3 separate regions of the Mus musculus genome follow, and regions 2 and 3 are each linked to region 1. The links are chromatin loops, found by intact Hi-C in ENCODE. Cell type or tissue: heart. All regions are shown on one strand. Links, peaks and the distances in the headings refer to the core of each region. The heading gives the core; the rest is flanking DNA. Region 1 holds the start of Wdr19 (WD repeat domain 19). Region 2 has its middle 11 kb from the start of Klhl5. Region 3 has its middle 16 kb from the start of Tmem156.

What was found. A loop is a pair of places that touch in the nucleus more often than their neighbours do. Peaks named below come from ENCODE experiments on the same cell type or tissue, not always from the same donor. Only the 100,000 strongest peaks of a DNase experiment are listed, where the experiment ranks them.
Region 2: it touches region 1 in a loop (5-fold over the local background); 4 of 42 quality-filtered maps call a loop at or near these places.
Region 3: a loop joins it to region 1, with 2.2 times the contacts of the local background. A loop is called at or near these places in 2 of 42 quality-filtered maps.

What each region holds. Positions count from the first base shown.
Region 1 is chr5:65,195,694-65,202,816 of GRCm38, reverse strand. It overlaps Wdr19 (WD repeat domain 19), which reads right to left and starts at 3,121. Exons shown (of 37, transcript NM_153391.2): 1 at 3,057-3,121; 2 at 166-257. The coding sequence starts at 3,062. In heart, for the core only: no CTCF peak of the experiment used is centred there; a DNase peak (open chromatin) is centred at 3,226; H3K4me3 peaks cover 1,703 bases; H3K27ac peaks cover 1,692 bases.
Region 2 is chr5:65,116,262-65,123,384 of GRCm38, reverse strand. It overlaps a transcript of Klhl5 not described here. Among named protein-coding and RNA genes, the nearest start is that of Klhl5, 11 kb to the left of the region's middle. In heart, for the core only: no CTCF peak of the experiment used is centred there; a DNase peak (open chromatin) is centred at 3,294.
Region 3 is chr5:65,104,020-65,111,142 of GRCm38, reverse strand. It overlaps a transcript of Klhl5 not described here. Among named protein-coding and RNA genes, the nearest start is that of Tmem156, 16 kb to the right of the region's middle. In heart, for the core only: no CTCF peak of the experiment used is centred there; DNase peaks (open chromatin) are centred at 2,842, 3,112 and 3,712; H3K4me3 peaks cover 2,129 bases; H3K27ac peaks cover 1,761 bases.

The sequences.
Region 1 (7,123 bases), core at 1,268-6,267:
GACTGAGGAAAATACTCTTTAAGGTATGATATTAATGGGAGTGAATATTTCTTTCTACTACAGATGATCACACAAGAATTCACACGGAAGAGACAGTATGGGCACAGGTTAGGTGTGGACACATACACACATAGCCACTATTTCAAACAGCCACTCTTTTCTTACCCTGTTACTGCAAGGTAGTTTCCTGATGATTTTTGCCAGGCAAATTGTATCGGAGCACCAAGCCAAGACTTTTCTAGCAGGGAGAAAACACGCTAAAAAAATAAACAAATAAACACAAGTTTTACATTTTTAAAAAGATGATGTGTTGGTCAGAAAAATATGTCAAAGTTTAATCATGCAGATATGCAGAAAGCAGAATGAGTGATAATGTTTATTCAAAAACAAATAAATAAATAAATAAATAGCTAAATAACAGCGTGGGCCAGGCATGGTGGCTTACACCTTTAATCCCTGCACTTGACAGATAGAGGGATCTCTGTGACATTCAGGGCAGCCTGGTTCACACAGTGAGTTACAGGCCAGCCAGGGACACAGAGTAAGACCCTGTTTCCAAACAAACAAACAAACAAACAAACAAATTAATGATAACTGAACAAAACAAAATCAACATCAGTCAAAGGTAAGTAGTTGGTGCAGCAGGATACAACCTGGGAGCATCTGGGAAGAGAGGCTCAGCAAGGGACTTTCTACGCTGGGTTAGCCTACCTTAAGGTACTTGACTTGGGAAGAGCTACCGTAGGAGGCACCATTCCCTAGGCAGTGGGTCCTGCGTTATATAAGAGAAATGATCTGAGGCCAAGCAAGCAGGAATGCATGCATTTATTTCTCTGTATGTGTGACTGGGGATGTCATGTGACTAGCTCCTTCATGTGCCCACCACGGTGCCCCCTTGCTTGATGGACTGTAACCAGGAACTGAAAACTGAAATAACCCTTCTCCCCTCTGTTGTTTCTGTCAGGTAACTTTATCACAGCAACAGAATGAAACTAGAACAGACTTCAAGGCAAAAGAGAGATTATCAGAGAACTCTTTTTGTTCTTCTGTTTGACTGGTTTGAGACAGGGTCTCAATATGTAGCTTTGTATGGGACTTGCTATTTAGAGCAGGCTGGCCTCAAACTCATAAAGATCCACCTGCCTTTGTCATCTGGGTTCTGGTATTAAAGTGTATGCTTTTTAAATGTCTTCAATTATTAACTTTATAAAAACATGCCACAGTGCTTTATGCATGCCGAAAGAATTTAAACATGAATTTATTAAATGTGACACAGATTTGGGGGACTACGTTGAACAAAATTACTATTTAAAAAGCTTGGATAGACCTAAGATGCTTACAGTCCCTTTAAAATTATCTTCATTTACTCACTACTTAAACCTACTTCTTTGTCACATATTTACATTGCATATTTGCTGGGCAATATGTCACTTGGGAAAACTTTACATTGATTCAACCTACTGAGGTCCTCATATCTGCATTAGTTGTAACTCTATATGTCAGATTTCAAAGACTATTAGAAACACAAATGATAGCATGGATAATTTGTTTGTTTTCAGATAAGGTCTCTTTATATAGCCCTGGCTGCCCTGAAACTCACTATATAGATAGGACTAAGCTCAAACTCACAGAGATCCACCTGCCTCTAGCCCCAGAGTGCTGGGATTAAAGGCGTGGGCTGATTCATTGCTACCAATGAATGCTGGCTTTATTGGTATTTTTTCTGTTAGATGCTGATACAAATTTTGGAGATACTCGGCAAAACAAACTGTATTATCACAATGTTATTTGTTTTTTTTAAACAATTTTATTGTTGTTATAAGTTAAAAATTTGAAATTTCATTGACTTATATTATTCTTATATCAGACTGCTACATTCTAGAATACTCAGGAACATGACCCTAGATGAAAAATATTAGTTTTAAATACTGTAGATTAATCAAGCACACCCTTATCTAGGTAGATGCAGCTTAGATACTGTAGCTGAAGACTTGAATCTGAGTGACAACACAACTCCTCCAATGCTATCTGAATAAATGCCCATCTCCCGAAAGCCTGTGTCCTGGAATCGCAACTTAAGATAGAGGTGCGCTATGATGCCAAGCACACACAGGTTTTTTCCAGCACGTACACTCACTCAACGTATTCTAGACCATCTTACTTCTGCGAGTTTGGGAATACATCGTCCTTAAACCTGATTCTATTCCTTTCATGGCAGATCTGTCTTGGGCTGTAATCTTACAGGTTAGTTTTCTTCCACAGAGTTATATCGGTTCTAGGTACAACTCAGATAAAAGTTACAGCTTTCCTAGAACAGCAAAAAGGTTTGCTTGTTGCAGGTCACGGTTAACTTAACTGTAAAGAGAATAGTATTTACTCCTTTCCGACACACCAGAAAGTGAATCATGCAAAGTTATCTGCCAATTCCAATGGACACACAAGAGCTACAGTGAAGCTTTAGGAAAGCTGAAACCATTTTAAACTCGGTGTTTCCATTTCTTTGTCAGAGCAGTGCGGGGGTAAGTACCTCTGAGGTAAATCACAGGAGTGCAGCGGCTGCCCCTGTGGAATTCACAACAAACCCAATCAGAAAACCTGCGTGCAGTGGAGGACGCACACAGGTGTGCAGATTTCTCCATCATGTGTTCTAGCGACCAGGGCTCTGCATACCGGACAGGTCACAGGCCAAGTAATTCTTGATGACTGTTTTAGAGACTTTTGATTCTCCCTAGGGCTCTGGGCCAGTGGCTTGGTTTGCCCAGGATTAAGCTACAAGAAATCGGTAGCGATACCGGTAGTTCGGGCGTACTCAGATCAGGCTTCTACCAGATTCCAGAGGGCACAGGCCTCCCTCAGCCCGCTCTCCAGAGCTTCCTTTCCCTGCATCCTTACAAGCCCATCATCCCCTCCCGCCCGCTCCCGGAGCTCATTCCTCTATCCTCAGCACTTCCGCGGAGGGACAGGGACACAAACTCCTCAGAGTCGCGCTCCGAGAGTTTAGGAAATACAGAGGCTGCCACATCTTCTCAATCCGCTGGCACTTGTAAGTTATTTACCTTCATTTCAAAGGCTCCAGCGACACCCCCGTTCTTGTAAGTGCGCAGGCGCAACAGAACACCCCCGCCCCGCTACCGCGTTCTCGTCACCCAGGAGACCGTGCAAACAGCGACCAATCAGCGAGCGTGGGGCGGAGCTGCCCCCGGAGCCCTCCTTTGAGAGAGATGGGCAGGGTGGGTAGAGTCACGTGATGGAGGTGGAGCTAAGCTCCGGGAAGTTGAATGCTACGAGGGCTGGTCAACTTCCTGCCTGAGCTCTGATTGGGTGAGGCTGCGAGGCAGGCGGGCCCTATGGACAGAAAGGGTCTTGAGCTATGTGAGCAGAAACCACTGGCCTAGGAGCGGTTGTAAAGGAATTCCGGGGGGAAAAAAGCTGGACCCAGAGGTTGGCAAGTAGGAGGCAGGAATTGGCTCATGAGCCAGACGGCTTCTACAAGATCCACTTGTAAAAAAGGCTTGGAGAAACTAATGTATCATTCCTCATTTTTTTTTCTTGCAGGGTTTTTATTTTTGATTTTGCCCTAACGGAGGTGAGGTATGAGGAGTCGTTTTCTTTCAGGACCATTAAGACAATTTTAGCTAGTGTGATCGGGGAGGAATAGTTGAAAAAAATAAAGAAAAGAACTCGCCTGTAGTATTTGAGCCTGGTAAACAAGAAGTTTAGCGGAAGCTAAGCATTAAAAGTTGGCTGGAGGGAGGGAGTGGGATTCTGCACAGTAGCTAAGGTTGGCTAGCTGGGCATCATCACCTCGGGTTCCTAGAATAGAGTTGGGTAATTTTTCACAGCGACTCTCGTCCATGAGATAAAATTGTAGTCAAACCTAAAATGGCCTCAGCAAGAATACAAGATGGAGAAACTTCTGCATTGTCTTGCTCTGTCACAATAGTAACAGGCTAATCAAAAACAAACAAAAAAAAAACAAAAAACCTACATGGTTGCATCAGTAGCTATAATAACAAAGCATTTGACAAAACTGAACATAAAACAAACCCTCAAAATTCTCAAAAAACAAAACCCAACAAGAAAAAGCAAGACAACAAAACCCTGTACCATAGAAATTGTAAACAGTATCTCCAAATAGCCTAAGGCTGATGTACTTAATGCTAAGAATCTTGAAAGTAGTCCCATTAGGAACAAGGCAGGGATGTCCCCTCTTGTGACTCTTTCTCAATTCTGGTGGAAGTCCTAGTTAATGCAATAAGGAGAGAAAAAGAAGCATACTGATTGAGGAAGGAGGTGGGAAAACTGCAGATGACATGACTGAGAGTGTACAGAATCAGTAGAAGAGAGGGAGGGATGTGGGGTAGAGGTAGAGCTAATTATACCAAGCCTCCAGGATACAATCTTAATACACAAAGAGTAGTCACACCCCTCCATATCAGTAATAAGCAGATTTGAAATAAAAGAGCAGTGCCATTTTCATGAGTACCTCTCAAAATGGAATGCAGCTACAAGTCTAGCAACGTATATACATAATGGGTGTGAACAACAGTACAGAACCGAAGATAGATATTAAAAGAGTTCAGAGGGCTGTGAGGTGGCTCAGTGGGGGAGGGTCCTCTTTGCCCAGCTTGACGACTTAATCCCCAGGAAACAGCACAATGCCAGCATAATGTGGAAGGAGAGAAGCAATGACCACAAGTTGTCCTCTGACACAATGGCACACGTGCCAGCACGTATAAGTAAGTGTCATGAGAACAATTTAAAAGGACTATAAAGGAGAGACACCCCACGCTCATGAATCGTAAGAGTCAGGATTGTAAGATAACAGTTTCCCTCCAGTTGGTCTGTAGCTTTAGTGGAACTACGAGATCCCAATCGGTTCACTAACAACTGGATTCTGAAGTCCACAGGGAGACGCAGATGGTGCAGAATAGGAACGCGTCGCTGCTGGGATCACTTTAAGTTTTTAAATGGGTACAGCTACAAATAGCCACTCCATTATTAATTATTTTCAATGGACCAACAAGATAGATAAAGACATTTTCTGCCAACTTCGATCCCAGGTCCCATATGGTAGAAAGAGAGAGCTGACTTCTGCAAGCTGCCCTCTGAACTCCACACATATGCCCTGCACATATTCCTCACTGTAAGTACACAAAGTAAATGTAAAAGAAAAAATTTTGAGTGTGTTTAAGACTAAGTGATAAGGATGATAGAAGAGACAAACACATCCCAGGAAAGATCCAAAAAGATTTAGTCAACTGATCTTTGACAAAGAGCAAGGTCCGAACAGTGTGGCAGCAGGAGTGTCTTCCCAACACAAGGTGCTGGAACAACTGTATGTCCACATGCAAGAGAATCTGAAAAAAGTCTCTCACAAAAATTACTTGAAATCAACTGCAGACCAAATGAAAGATGCTAAATTGGAAATAAGACAATTGTGGTGGTTTGCATATGCTTGGCCCATGGGAAGTGGCACTCTTAGGCTTTGTTGGAATAGATGTGGCCTTGATGGAGGAAATGTGTCACTGTGTAGGTGAGCTTGGAGGTCTCCTAGTGCTCAAGCTCTGCCCAGTGCGGAAGAGAGTCTCCTCCTGGCTGTCTTTGGATCAAGATATAGAGCCCTTGGCTTCTCCAGCACCAGGTCTGCCTGCATGATGCCATGTGACTAAACCTCTGAAACTGTAGCCAGCTCCAGTGAAATGTTTGCCTTTATAAGAGTTGCCTCGGTCATGGTGTCTCTTCACAGCAATAGAAACTTAACTAAGGCCGGTATAGAAGAAAGTCTTAAGTGATCTTGGGTTTGGTGATTACTTTTAAACTGTAGTAAAGAACAGTCCATAGGGGAAAGGATAGATACATGGAACTAAATTAAAACTAAAAGCATGGCCAGGGCATGGCTCAGGGAGTGTGGGCACTTGCTGCCAATACTGACATTTTCAGTTCAATTCCAATACTACATTGTGGATGGAGAGAACCGAGTCCTGAGAGCTGTCCTCTGGCCTCCAAGTGCACACATGTGCAAAAGACAAGCCTAACCAAAGACCGACTCAAAAGACAACTTTAAAACCAAACAAGAAAACAAAGATTTTGAAATATGCATAAAACATGTCTGACCAAACTCCTAGCCAGAAGGACTCTGCAGATGACAAGCGGTTTCTTTGGAGGATAGTTTGGCAGTTCCCTACCAAGCTAAGGGTGCTTTTGCCATGTGACCCAGGACTTGTATTCCTTGTATCTACCCAAACAAAATGAAAACATACCATACAAAACTCAGACGTGGGCATTTATAACAACTTCAGTCAGAGTTGTTAAAATTTGGAAGAAACCAAGGCCTTCTTCAGGAGGTGAATGGATAGGTAACCCATCGACTTGAGGACCGCCACATAACAACTCAAACAGATGAAGAGAAAGAAGCTGCTGACAAGAAGAGATTGCATTGCTGGGCTGTGGTGGCACACAACTTTAATCCTAGCACCCAGGAGGTAGGGGCAGGCAGATATCTGAATTGGAGATCAGACTGGTCTACAGAGTGAGTTCCAGGACAGGAACTCTCTCTTGAACCAAAACAGAAAAAAAGAGACAGATTATAAGACTCCATTCAGTGGTCAATTCTGTAGATAGAAAACCAGCAGTGTGTGTTTTTGAAATGTGATGAAAATTTTAGGCTATTACATGGTGGTAATGGTTATGCAACTCTGTGACTCTTGTGTATTGTACACTTCAAGATGATGGATTTAGTGGTGTATACATTTCATCTCAAATCAACTTTAAAAAACTGACCGGTGGACTTCATAAAACCTAAGGAGAGAGAATTCTAAGGTCTAAGCAGCAAACTTGGGTTTTCATTTGTAAAACTATAATGGTTACAAATTAGTAGCACTTTTGCTCAGTAAAACTGTAGTTACTCCAGTTGATATATTGTGTTAGAGAGCATTCCTAATTTATGTTACTTAAAGAATATCAGTGGCAGTGGCAGACTGGAGAAATGTCTCAGTAGTAAAGAACACAGACTGCTCTTTGAAAGGATCAGGGTCCAATGCCCAGACACCCACATGGCAACTCACAACCACTAGTTAACTACAATTTCATGGGATCTGACATCTTCTGACCTCTGTGCACA
Region 2 (7,123 bases), core at 1,299-6,298, 79 kb after region 1:
TTCAGAGGGAAGATGCAGTGAGCAGAGAAAACAGACCATGACAATGTGAGAAGCAGTTTAAACTCGGAAGCAAACAACAAGATTTGAAAGGGAGATGAATGTTAAAAACATAGTATTATAGAGACTGGCTTAAGATGTTTGTGGCTAATCAAGAGGAAGTTAAAAAAAAAAAAACAGTATTTTCAGGCCTGCATGGTTGGGAAAAAGGATGCCGAAGACAAGGAAACTGGGAGGCAGATTTGGAACGACCAAGTGTTGCTTATTTTAATTATAAATGTAGCAACTGCATCAGCCAGGGTTCTCTAAAGAATCAGAACTGATAGGATGAATATACACATATTAAAGGGAATTCATTAGAAAAGTTTGCAGAATGTGATCTGGAAAGACTGGGAACCTGGGATTTATGCAGTCTACAAGGTTAGATGTCTCAGTAGTCTGTCTGGTGCTGGAGTGCGGGAGAGCTGCTGGTCTTCAGGCTATGCTGGAATCCAGAAATAGGCTCTAATACCAGTGAAGAAATACCAGAGCAAAGGGACAGAAAGACTTGGCAGCAAAAGTGAGGGCAAATACTCCCAAAGCAAACGGACTTTCTCCTATGTCCATTTATCTAGGCTGCTCTTCTGGCTTCAGAAAATCTGATCAAGAAAATCTTTCACAGCTGCGCTCAGAAGCCTGCCTTTTAGTTGATTCCATATATAGGCAAGTTGACAACTAAGACTAGCTATCACAAGTCTACCACTTGCCAAGTTGACACAAATCACATCTTATGCCATGATGATAAATTTCCAATGAAAACAGTAACAGGACATACTTTGCCTAGCATGACATGATGATTCATCCCATGAACAACGGCAGAGGCAGCATGTGCTTTAGAACAGGTAGCAAAGCCCCTTGAAGAATGCTTAGTCTTTCAGTCTCTCAAAACTTAAATATGGCAGTCAGCCATAGTGACACACCTTCAACTCCAGCACTCAGGAAACAGACCGACAGGTCTCTGTGAGTTCCAGGACAGCCAGGGCTACATAGTGAGAACCTGTCTCTAAACGACAACAACAAAACCCTCTTAAATATGATAATATAGACTTAAAACATTTAACCACTGATATTTTCTCTATTGATGTTACATTATACAATAAATAGAGGGGAAAAAAGAAATAAAGGAAAACACAAATATTGTCTTAATGTATGCATATATTCACAAATGTGTTTTTAACAAAACATAGAACAAACAGTCTCATGTCAGTTATAGCTTATTTCTGCTGGCCTTAGCTGGTATTTATAACTACCTTCCTCTACTGCCTGCTCTTCGCTTCCTCCACCCTTCACCTCAGCAGGTCTTGGCTCCTTCTCTGGAGAATAGAACAATGCCTTCATTCTGGAAGGATCCCTTTGCTGTTCTGCATGCATTACGTGGTAGTTTCCCACTGACTTTAATCACAGGACATGGTAGCACAACAGACACCCTAAAGGATCTCCTGTACTTCAGACACATCTTCCTTGCTTCAGTCACCTCCCCTAACACTGCTTACTCCTTTCTTAGCCTGTTGGCTTCCAGCATCAGAAGCTCAGAAGTGGCGGTGGGGGGGGGGGTGTTAGTTTCCTGTGCAATGGAATGTTTGTTTTACCTTCTGGAAGAAGTGCTCACCTGTCTGGAACCAAAACGTCTAGGCCAGCAGAAGTTAAGGTCACCGGAACAGGAAACAAAATTTTCCCAGTAGTCACTAGGGATGATAGTGAGCGGACCCATCCTTATTCCCATGCCTTGGTCCCAGGACCTATGAATCCTGGCCATGAGAGAAACTGTACCATATATCACACACTGATTCAGAACATATACTATCTTTTGGAGAACCATGCTTCATGCCAGGTTGCTGCCACCTTATTGCCCCTGTAAGTGAGTCATTAGAAGGTCATTCTGCCATTCTACCAAGGCAACTTTTTTAGGGTGTTAGGGAACACAGTAAGACCAGGGGATTCCATGAGCATGGCCCTAATGTCACACTTCTCTGGCTGTGGTCAGAAGTGATGCTATGTGGAATGCTAGGATAGCGGATAAAGCATTCTCTAAGTCCATAGATGGTGGTTTGGGCAGAGGCAGTACATGCAGGAAAGGCAAAGCCATAACAAGAATAAGCATCTATTCCAGGAAGGACTAAACATTGCCCTTCCCACAAAAGTTGTTCAATGTAGAAACCTTGCCAGTTGGTTGCAGGTTGGTCATCCTGGGGAATGGTGACATAGGGGCTCTGTGTTGGCCTCTGCTGCTGGTATATCTGGTACTCAAGAGCAGCTAGAGCCAAGTCAGCTTCGTTGAGCAGAAGCCCATGTTGTTGAGCCCATGTTTAACCTTCTGATTGGTGCCTGCACATTGTACAGAGCCAGCCGGGCCCTAGTCTTCTCTTCCTTAGTTAATCACGGTAGGGCACATCCCATGAGGCCATGGTGCATTCTTGGGAGCAGATGCATTGCATCAGGAGTAGAAGAGACATTTAGGAAGCTTCTTCATGTAGCTTGTTGGTGCCCTCAGAACCCACCTTGGCCCTATCATGTATATCACTTCCATTTGGTAATGGGTTGTTGCTGAGCACACCCTACTTTATGGCTTGGTGGGTCAGATAATACCCTAGCTCATGGTGGACAGCTTAGGTCTCATTGTCGAATGCTGTTTCTACAGCTCAATAGCTGGCTAAGAGCTGATCCTCAAATGGTTCCCTTCAGCAGACGGTGATAAAGCTTTGCTCCAAAATCCCAAGGGTCTCTGTTTTGATTCACCTATGGGGCTTGCCAGTGACTCTGAACAGCATTCCTATCTGCCTGTGACATGGCAGGTACCAGTAGGTCTCTTGGATGGAGCAGTCTGTACAACAGCCTGGGCCTGCTGAAGAGTCTTTTCCTGTTCCAGGCACCATCCATGGCTAGCAGCTTTCTGAGGCACTTAGTGTGTGCTGCCTCCAGAATCCAGAGAGACCCACTAAACACTGTGCTGCTTTCTTGGTGGTGGGAGGGGCCAAGTTTAACGACTTATCTTTCACCTTAGAAGGAACATCTCTGCATACCTCACAGCACTGGCCTTCTAGAAATTTGACAGAGGTGGAAGCCCCTGAGTTTTGGTTGGGTTTCTCTCCCATCCTCGAATGCACAAATGTGCAAGTCTAAAGTGGTTGCTACCTCCTGTTCACTTGGTTCCATCAGCAGATGGAGGAACTGTTTGGGGATGTTTATGTGGCACAATCTTGCTGGAGGAAGCACATCACTGGACTCGAGCTTTAGATTAAAAGGCCTGCATCATTTCCAGTTCACTTCCTCTGCTTCCTGCCTGTGGTCCAAGATGTGAGTTCCCAGCTTTCAGTTCCTGCCTGCCGATTGGTGCCACACCTCCCTGCCATGATAAATTCCTATTCCTCTGGAACCATAAGCCCAGAAAGATTTGTCATGGTATTCTATCACAGCAAAGAACAGAAACTAATACAACAGCCAAATGGATACATATGATAGGGATCTATAGTAGAACCAGCTTATCTTTAAAGATTAACTGATTTAAGAAATAAAAGCTTCATTATGTGCTTTTTGTTTTGCTGCAGGGCTGGGATTGAACCCAGGGCCTTGCACACACCAGGCAAATCCTCTGCTAATGGTCTGCATCCCCAGCCCTTGGTTTTTGACAAAACACCTTACCATGAAAGTGAAAGTGCCCTTCAACTTTCTGTGTAGCCTAAGGAGGCCCTAAACTCACAACTGTCCTCCTTCTTCCTCTCGTGTGCTGGAATTACAGGCCTGTGTCCAGATACCTTTGAAACCCCAAATTAAGATTAATATTACAGTGATAAATCACCCCTGTTAAAAATAATTGGGGGATATTTCTCATTTAATCAGTAAATAAAAAAATAAAATAAATATGAACTTTTAGTTCTAAGGGATTTGGTTTTATAAGCTCCCTGGCACATCAAAAGCTCAGCAGTTAAGAGCCCTGAGAGAGACTGAAAAACAAAGTGTGGCTTCATGGTTAGGCCCATCTAACAAGGGATTTACCCAAATAAAAGCACTGTAACACATAACTATAAGGTTAGGGTGGAAATGGAAGTGAAAGAAACTTTAACCTTAAAACTAAATTATGCCATCATGCCATATGATGCTGTCATATCCCATAATAGTTGCTCAATTACCAAAATTGCTTATTTAATACGTTTCCTATGACGATGACAGAAAGGATTATAGCTTTCAAAGCATCTATAATTCAGGAGCTGGTATTTAATTTAAAAGTTGCAATACAAGGGATGGAGAAATGGCTCAGTGGTTCAGAGCACGCAATGCTCTTCCAGAGGACTTGGGTTCAGTTCACAATGGCTCACTACCTCTGTCTGTAACTCCAGTTCCAGTGACCCAATGCCTTCTTCTGACCTTGTTAGGCATCAGGCTTTCAGTGTGGTACACACACATGTGTGCAGGCAAAACACCGATACACATAAAAATAAATGCATCACAAAGAATTGCAGAATAGTAGGATAAAGACACTCAAGGCATGCAGGAATAAACTAAGACAGTTGCCGAGGTCAGTGGTAGACTACTGGTCGATCTGAAGCCCTTAGTAGAGGGCAAGCTCCCTTACCAGCTGAAGCTGATGGCTAATGCTTTAAATGAAAACGTCAGCTATCATAAAGCTACATTTATGTGCCATTAATGACATTGTCTTAATTTGAATGTGTAAATGCACACTCATTCACTAGTCTTTTTGTATAGAACTAATGCCTTGCATTCAATATTCATCTCATACTGAGAGTGGTCTTATTGCATAAGCCGCATATGATCTATTATGTATGATTTTTACTTATGGTTTGTATAATGGAGAACTTAAAAGCATTTATGAAAGAATCTGAATACAGAACAACCTGGTCATTATGAAAAAAAAAATCTCATGTCAGACAATAAATTAAACTCAATGCTTCTTTAATGGAGACAATGCACTTAGTGATGTAGTCCATTTGTATTCTCGTCTGAGCACCTTATTCTTTTGACCAGGCAGCTTGTTCATGGTCTTTGACAGGGACAACTTGGGGCTTTGATGACTTTTCTCTTCATCATTTATAATTATCTAGCCTTCATTAAATTTGACAGCAAACTTCAAACAGCTCATTTATACTGAAACATCTCAAAGCACTCAACTTAATTTTTTTTATGGAATTCTCTTTACAGTCATTAATTTAGATGTTTACTGATGTTACCATTACTCTAACTTTGCAGCTACTAAAGACGAGCTTGTGAATGAACACAATCAGCTTAAGTGTGTACCCAACTGCGCGGCTAGGGGAGGAGGGTGTGCATCTACTCAGGAGCAGCCACAGGAGCCTGGTGATCCCTGGGCCCCCAGGATCCATGCACACGTTTCCTAGAGGTCAGTAGGCTGAAGCAGGGAGTCAGCTCAGACTGTTATTTTCTGACATTATCACTTAATGGTAGACAGAGTCTGGGTCGATAGCTAAACCAGTCACTTTGGGCAACTCACTCCCTTGTTTCTTAGTGTGACTACAACTGTCTCCTAAGCCTGTTGCCTAGAGTGCATGTGTGTGGGTAAGACATGACCTGTTGTAACACCTAGAGAACAGGCGTCCCCTCCCTATCTGACAGATGCAGCTGCTCAAGCGAGGCTGACTGGGCTCTGGTGAGTTGAGGGTTCCATGCTTTGGATTTCAAGTGGATTATGCTGCCACTTGCTTTGAAAACAGTGTCACTTGCTGCTCACAGCTACTCCATGGGCAGGTAGTTATAAACCCTACTGTGTAATCAGTCCTTGGCTACTCTGTGGGCTCTTCCTTCTTCCAGCCTTTTCTGCCCCTTTTCTTCCACCCTTTCAATCCCCCAACACAGAAAGGAGAGAAAAAAATGGCTAGAGGGAAAAGGGGCATCACTATCATTAGACCACTCCCTGTGTTCCATGAGGCAAGTTTGATCTTTGTTCTCAGGACATCTAATTTCTTCTTGTTTCCTCTTTGTACACAACTATTTAATAAACCACAACCCACAACAACTAACCTCTTGGGCCCTACTTATATACCCTTGGAAAAGTCCCCAGAATCCCAAACATCACACAATCACAGAAACTATCTGCAGCTGGCAAAGCATGCAGCCCTGTGAAGAGCACGAGGCAAATCATAGTCACCTGCTGTGGACAATCTGAAGCAGCCCCATATCCCGCACCTGGGATTAAAATGAAAACTATTCCCATAATGTTTCTGTTTTTAAAAGTTCTCAGTACACTACTATGCCAAAGATGGAGCAGACTCAGAGTATGACTGACTTGTTTAAGCTCTGTGTGCAGCAGAGGACACTAAACTGAACTGAAACTGTTTGCCAGTGCGATCAGGTTAAACTACCGGTAAACAAGGCAGTGTAGCCCTGGCTGCCCTGGCCTTGCTTTGTAGACCAGGCTGGTCTTGAATTCACCAAGATCTGCCTGCTTCTGCCTCCTAAGTGCTGGACTAAAGGCTTGTGCTGCCATGCCTGGCCTTAGTTCAAGTTTTTAAAGAAGAGGGAGAAAGAGGGAGAGAGAGACTAGTTTTCAACTGCTTGAAGAATGTATCACTTCTTAGACAAAAACACTTATGCAATTCCTCACAGTCGCAATTAAACAGGAAATGGCACTAATGTCCAAACACAAGTCCTCAACTTCTGTTACCGTCTTCCTCCCAGTTTTTGGTGTTTGCCTATGAAACAAAGTGTTCACCCATACATCAGACTAGTTTCCATTATCCGTCTGTCCTAATGTATGGTAGGAAAACAAAGATCAACTCACAGAACTGGCTGTTACGTATCCCACTCCCTTTTAAACTTGCCTAGAAAAAAAATCACAGCTGATACTATAATAACTGCTTAATTATAACAAAATATTTGGTTTTGAAAATACCCTTTTAAGGCAAGTGTGGCGACTCATGCTTCTAATACCAGCAGTTGGGAGGCTGAGGCAGGAGGACTGACATGAGTTCCATGTCAGTCTGTGCTTTGTCACCTAATGAATTTCAGATCAGCCAGGACTACAGAGTGAGATCCTATTTCAGAGGACGAACAAGTCTGTCAGCCAATCGTGGTTGTGCACTCCTTTAATCCCAGCACTCTGGAGGCAGAGGCAGGC
Region 3 (7,123 bases), core at 705-5,704, 91 kb after region 1:
AACCATGGTGGGTCCAGCTTATTCAGATCCTGTGTTGACTCTCAGGGTTATGAAGTCTGCTCAGTAGAGTGGTCATTAAGACTGTTCACAGACCGTGCCAGGTCTCTTCCTTCTGGAGCAGGGTAAGGTAGCATTTCCCTACTTCTTTGAAGTTAGGTATAGCTATGAGTTATGTGGTCACTTCCAATGGGAGCCTTGAAGAGCCACTGTGCTGTTATTACCCAGCACATCCTTTCCTCTCTCCTCCCAAGTGTGGAAGAATGTGCTGAGATGCAGCCTAACAGCCTGGGGTCAAGTGACCCCCTGAAACAGAGCTCGCATGCTGACCCTCACCAGACATACAGTAGGACAGAGATAAACCTTTGCTGACTTAAGCCACTAGGACGTGAGGATCTTCTGTGACCACAGCCTAACCTATTCTGTTTGATACTCAGCAAACATCTTTTTTTCACAAACAGGGTGAAGAGAATAAATAGCATTGGCTCTCAATTTTTCAGAACGGTAACATTTTGTATACAGGTGCCCCTCCCCGCCCCCACCAAAAAATGTTTGTATAGGAGTATTGTACTCCCTTAGGTCAGCTCCAGATAAAATTTCAAACCAATTCCTCATCCTCTCAGCCCTCACTGCCTGACTTCTGAAACCTAGGATGGAAGACTATCTGGATAAGATGTGAGTCTTGGCAATCCAAACTCTTGCCTCCTGTTCTCATTTGCATCCTTCAGGCTGTTTTACTACCAGTAAATTCTCAGCATATATCCCACGAATGAACTGTTTGCTATAACCACACTAGTCTTATAAACTAGAATATAGATCCAAAAGGCTCATAAACTTGCTGGAAATAGCCCCAAACACTAATAAGTTCAATTATAGTTTTTGGATTTGTTGCTGTTATTGTTTTGTTCCAGATCTCTCTCTCCTTTTTGTTTTGTTTTGAGACAGGGTCTCAAATCTCACTATGTTACCTTGGATGGTCTGAAACTTGCTATTTAGGCCAGGCTGGTCTTGAACTTATAGAAATCTGGATACCTCTGTCTCCAGAATGCTAGGATGAAAGGCCTGGACCACCACATCTAGCTCTTTTGCTCTTTCTACTTGTGGCATGTTTTCTGAGATCTTTGATAGCTACAGAATGTAGGGTTATACAGGAAACTAATAGTACAAATAATGTTTGTGATAAGATAGCATGCAAATCACATATTTATATTCACTAGTAATTCAAGGATTTTTACTTGCCTAAACCTAATTCTAGTTCTCAAAGAGTAAACATTCTGAAGCATGAATGGAAAGGCCTATAGGTCATGTGGTCCAAGAGGCAACTTGCTGAACATCTAACGGAGTATGTGTATAGCCTCTTCCTTTGATGTATACAGTGTTAAAACCCTGACTTCTGGATTAGCTTCATTTTGGCCCTTACCAAATTCACTAACTTCAAACACTTTGCTCTCCAGTTCTTATCGGTTCTCAAGCTGTAAGAAAATATCCATAAAGGACTGCTTTATTACATTTGGAATCGGTCACAACATGTATTCTTCCATCAATCAATTTTACAGCAGTATGGTTAAAAAAAAAAAAAAACTTTCAAGAAACTCTGGGGAAAAATAAAGCATCTATCTAAATCCAGATATCTCGAGTTCATCTGAGCTCAGAATCTTTTCCCATCTCCCCTTGTCTTGGAGCTGGGACAAAGAGAACCTTGTGTAGAGCAGACAAGTAAGTCCCTCGCCACCGAGCACAGCTTGGGAAATACTAGTTCAGATCATCACAACCAGGAATTCACAGAACATATACTTCTAATTTCAACATGCCCTGTGTTAAGAACACTTTTTGGGTGGGTGGGTGTCTGTGTGCATACACGCTTGTGCACGCGTGTGCGAGCCCGAAAAAATTTATGATTTTCTGTTGGGAATCTTTTAAAAATGTCAGCTTAATGTCACCATCTCTCTTCCTTTTCTCAGGGCCCATAAAAAGCTGTTTCTGTCAGGCCTCATTACTAGAAAATGCCTTGCTTATGCAGAAGAACTGACTTTTTAAACTGTGGAATCATAAACATGTGGTAGCTTACTGTGTTTCTTTCCTGGCTCTAAGGACGTTCAAAACCCAAACCAAGCCTCACGTGTAGCACAGGACCCGAGGGCAAGCATTGTCTATTCCCTCCCAGCCTGGCTTTCTCCTCAATCTCAATATTCTCATCTAGTTTGTTTAACTATATTGTACACATCGACCCAAAACTGCTTCAAATATCTGGATATACATACTCTCTGTGAGTATCTATGTTCGTCTTCTTTTTCCTACAACTTTGTATCTACTTCTCTGTCCTTGTCACAAAAATATTAGTGTCTTCGCCTTTACCTAAAAGTGTTTTACATAAATCCCCATATGGAACATAAACATTCATTACAGGTAGTTAAACCTGTAAATGCTGAAAGTAAGAGGAAAAAAAAAGTTGTGAGTCCCGTCCCCCCGCCCCAACAGCGATCTAATTAATAATAAAAAGCCTTATTAAACTGTTTATTAACAGGAAGATTTATTACACTCCTTCCTAACAGAAAGGAGAATTAACATTTATTGTGCATCGGTAAAACTGGCAGATACATAGTATAGCAGTTCCATTTTCAAAACAAAGTTGGAGGGCATCTGCCAGCGCATAATTCCTGAGCCATGCAGAAGAAATTGACCTCTCATGACGGTGGAAGGGGAGTGGGGATACACTCTGTATATCCCTTTTAGTAAAAGTCTCAAAACTCAGATGAGATAGTCATAATGGCAACCATGTAGAGTCTCTGACAGCCAAGTTCCCCCAGCAGCTTCTAATTGCGGAACACGCACTGAAGCAACTGTCTAAATGCCAAAGTTGTGACCAGTCAAAACCAAACCCAGGAAACTACAATCATATTCTCTATTTTTGAGGTTAAGGCCATTACTTAAAAACGTTAACAAGGTGTGTATGTTGTAGGGGATCCGAAATAGTTTCCAGCGTGTATGTTTTATTCTTGGGAACAATTCTGGAGAGCAGCACTCGCTCCACCCGCCGGGCCATCTCAGTGCCGCGTGGAGAACTTTGGGCAACTCCAGGGCGGCAGGGCCGCGTTCCGGGGAAGGGGGTGGGGGTGAGGGGGAAACCGGGTTCGAGTCCCGGTTGCAGCTCAAAAGCCCCCAGCCCGGGCCGGCTCCTAAGGTGGGCAAGTCACCCTGGCCAGCGAGTCCTCGGACCCGGAAGGGTCGCATGTATGTTGGGAGCTGGCCTTAGCCCACCGCGCCGAGGAGGAAGTCGCACTTACCGCGGGGGGTCAGGAGGGAGGCCCGGGGTCACCGTGGCGCGGGGCGGCGGGCGGGGAGGCTGCGCGGGGCGCGGGTGGGCGCGCCCAGCGGAGGGATGCTCGGCCCCGCGCGCGCCCCCAGCCCCTTCCCCACAGCGTCGCCCCGCGCAGCGGCCCTCCCGGGCCGAGCCACTCCTCTCCGTCAGGCGACGCCAGGCCAGGAGTCAAACTTGTCCCGCAGCCCCTGAGGGGGCGGGCGGGCACGCGCGCGGGAGTGAGTGGGGGTCGGGCACACGCTCGCCGGTTAGTCCCGGCGCGGCCGCCCCGCCCCACGACAGCAGACCCCGCCCACCACCGAGTCCCGCCCGCTCCGCCCAGGGTGCTAAGCTCCGCCCCCTCGCAGCTGGGTCCAAAGACCGAGAATTCCGTTCTCCAGAAGGGGACAGGTCCCGGCTGGGAGAGCCGGGGCACCGGGGACATCCTCATACTGGGCGGGGCTCCGGCGAGGGGGCGGGGGGCAGGCAGAGCGTACTCTATGGAGCTCAGAATGGGCCAACCCCTAGAAACTGGGAGCAGGGGAATTCTTGGGGATGGGAAGTGAGGGAGAGTTCCCTCTGCAGGACCGGAAGGCGACCAGAGGGAGATGGCTTCTATGTCTCAGCTTACGGGGGAAATCAGCAAAAGTCAACCTTGGCCAGCGCCTGAAACCTTTCTTCTTGCAGAAGTCTGATAAGTGTGCTGAGTAGTGGGTTTGTGCCGTAGAAGTTATGGTGTGCAGACCCTGTGGTTGTTTTACCATGCTGGGATATAATTTACTCCTGTATACAACATGTAACTGCTCTATACTCACTGCTGAGAAAACCAGTCATCTATCCAATACCTGTGGGTCAAGCACCAAACTGTGACACTTTGTTACCTCATCGATAGTAAGAAACATCTATGACCCCTAGGTAGAAGGAAGGAAGGAGGGTCTCCAGTGCTTTCTTCCGTGAGTCAGTCATATGTGGGTGAGGGGCCTAGCTGAACTTGGTTCTTAAAGTAATTCATGTATTCAGTGTGTGTGTGTGTGTGTGTGTGTTTGTGTGTACACTTGGTGCTTGCGATTTTTACATGGCTGTCCCTCTTCCGTGGTGGTGAACTGTGGCTATTGCCCCAAAATATCATTTGCCCACCAAGGAGGTCTTCAATATGTCTTCATAATAAAAACCCAGTGGGAAGTAGTTGTCCTAAAGACTAATAGTGGAATAATATAACCTAATTGTGGTTAAGCTTGGCTTAGTTGGGAGATCTGTTTAAGGATGTTTGTGAACTGAGGAAATGTTTCGGAAAAAGCAACAATGCAACACTCTGAAGCACGGACAATTCCAAGAGAAAGAGATAGAATCACTTAAGGCTGTTACAATCGGGAGATAGATACATCAAGATACATACAAACCTATGGCGCTGTCTAGGATCGCAAAGCACAAGATAGCTTTTATCAGGGGCAGTGGAACAGGCACTCCACATGCAGTGACACCTACACACGAAACCCCATTGTCTTTAATTATAGAACGCAATGTATATAAACCCACAGCCTGCGTTTGTGGAATTTGGAACTACTCTGAGGGTTGATTCTTGTTTTCAGCCTCAGTGTTTGTGTACTTTAACAGTGAATCGGATACAACAAAGAAAGCGGACCCCAATTTAGGACAGGCACCCTCACATCCCACTTCTTCTCCCGTGCTACTTGTTCTATGCTGGAGTCTTTCTCACTAGACTTTCTAGCTGATTCTGATTTTCATTTTTTCTTTTTTTTTTTTTTTTTTTTTTTGGTTTTCCGAGACAGGGTTTCTCTACATAGCCCTGGCTGTCCTGGAACTCACTTTGTAGACCAGGCTGGGCTCGAACTCAGAAATCTGCCTGCCTCTGCCTCCCAAGTGCTGGGATTAAAGGCGTGCGCCACCACGCCCGGCTTGATTCTGATTTTCTAATTATTAGTTCCATCACTCCAGCAAAAGCCATCCACACATCCTTTGCAGTCATGATCACTAACACTAGCCTGGCTGGGCTACTCTCACTTGCTCTTTTAGCTGTCCCCAACACATTCTCTGTGTGTCCACACACCAAGGGTCCCTTATGTGGCATGCTGTTAGCCCTTCACACAGCTGGCTGGCTCCTTCTTCCTTGTCACCTATGGATGTCTTCAGTCCTTGTTCAGTACCTCACTTTTCAGCACTAAGCACTCAGTGCCTTCCATCTCTGGTTCCCTAAGCTCATTTGAATGTAAGTCCTGTGAGCTAGAACGTTGCTTATTTAGAACGCTGCTACATCTCTCTGTCTGTTGTTTACCATGTTCATCACAGAGAAGGTGCGTAACAACTATGTTTTTAGTAGAAGAATGAGTCCACACTGGAGAAATAGCTTATATCCCTTTTTATAACTATCGGAGACTTATGACCTGCCTAGGTAATAAGATTGTAGTATCTGGGCCAGGCGTGGTGGCGCATGCCTTTAATCCCAGCATTGGGGAGGCAGAGGCAGGTGGATTTCTGAGTTCCAGGCTAGCCTGGTCTACAGAGTGAGTTCCAGCACAGCCAGGGCTATACAGAGAAACCCTGTCTCAAAAAAAACAAATATTGTAGTATCTGACTTGGTTGTCATACTTTTCTAGTTTTTCTCATAGTAACCCTGAAGAACAATATGGAGTTAAAACTGCAAAACTGAAGTGCAGTGGTTATGAGATGGAAAGAACAGTGAAAACAATGTCATTCCACAGAATCAGAAAGCAGCGATAGATCAATAAAAGCCCAGATATTTGTCCCTGAAATAAAACCATATAAGAACGACTAGAAGTGGAATAGTTGAACTTAGAATCTTATTGCTGATAACTGAGACAATGTTAATGCAGTGTCCTTTGTAAGTGCTCAAAACATTTTAGTCGATAATAATTATAAAATTGAGGTTAATTGTTGATGCTCAAAAAAAAAATGACTCCAAATGAAAACCTCAAAAGCAATCTCAGAGATGGACAGGTTTTTTTTCCTAGTCAAAGCAGTTCCATGAAGATACAGAAATGCTAAGACACACATTCTACCAAGGTCTCAAACTTGGGAGGAAGAACTGGCCCAGCAAGCTGGCTCAAGGAAGTAGAAGGCCTTCCTTTGCATGAAGGCCTCATGGTCCACGTAGGTTCTTCAGAGGCCATGGTAAAGGGGACTGACTACTTCAGACTGCTCTCCGACTGCATCCATAGGTGCACTATGGCACACATAGCCACACAAATAAGTAATTAGTTAATTAATTAAAAGAGCTGAGTGTGATGGCACACACCTGTGACCCCAGAGCTTGGAAGACAGAGATGGGTGACTCTCTGAGATTGAGGCCAGCACAGTCTGCCTATGGAGTTCCAGGTCAGCCTTGCTGGAGGAAGTATGTCGCTTGGGACAGCCTTTGAGAACTTAAAGCCTCACCCCCACATCACTTTTGCTCTCTGCCAGCTTTTGAAGGTGCCTGCCACCATGCTTGCCCTGTCATTATGGACTCTCTCTCTGTAGTGTAAGACGAAATAAACTCTCCCTTCTTTAAGTTGCTTTGTTCATGGTGTCTCATCACAGCAACAGAAAAGTAACTGAGGCAATGTGGTAAGAGCATGGTCCTGCCTTTCGTGTGAGAGTCATGGAGCCTGCCCCCGGCACAGGGAAAGCTAAGGCCCCTTTGTTCTCTAGACCATGTGGCCAGCAGATAGGGCATAGTTTCCTGTCAACTCATAGAGCATCATGATTTGACCTCAGGCCCGTGAGCATGAGCTCTGTCTCCTGGGAAGACTCATTCTTTACATGTGGAAGGAAGGTACTTTCCTCTCCTTCAGACCCTTACAGAACATT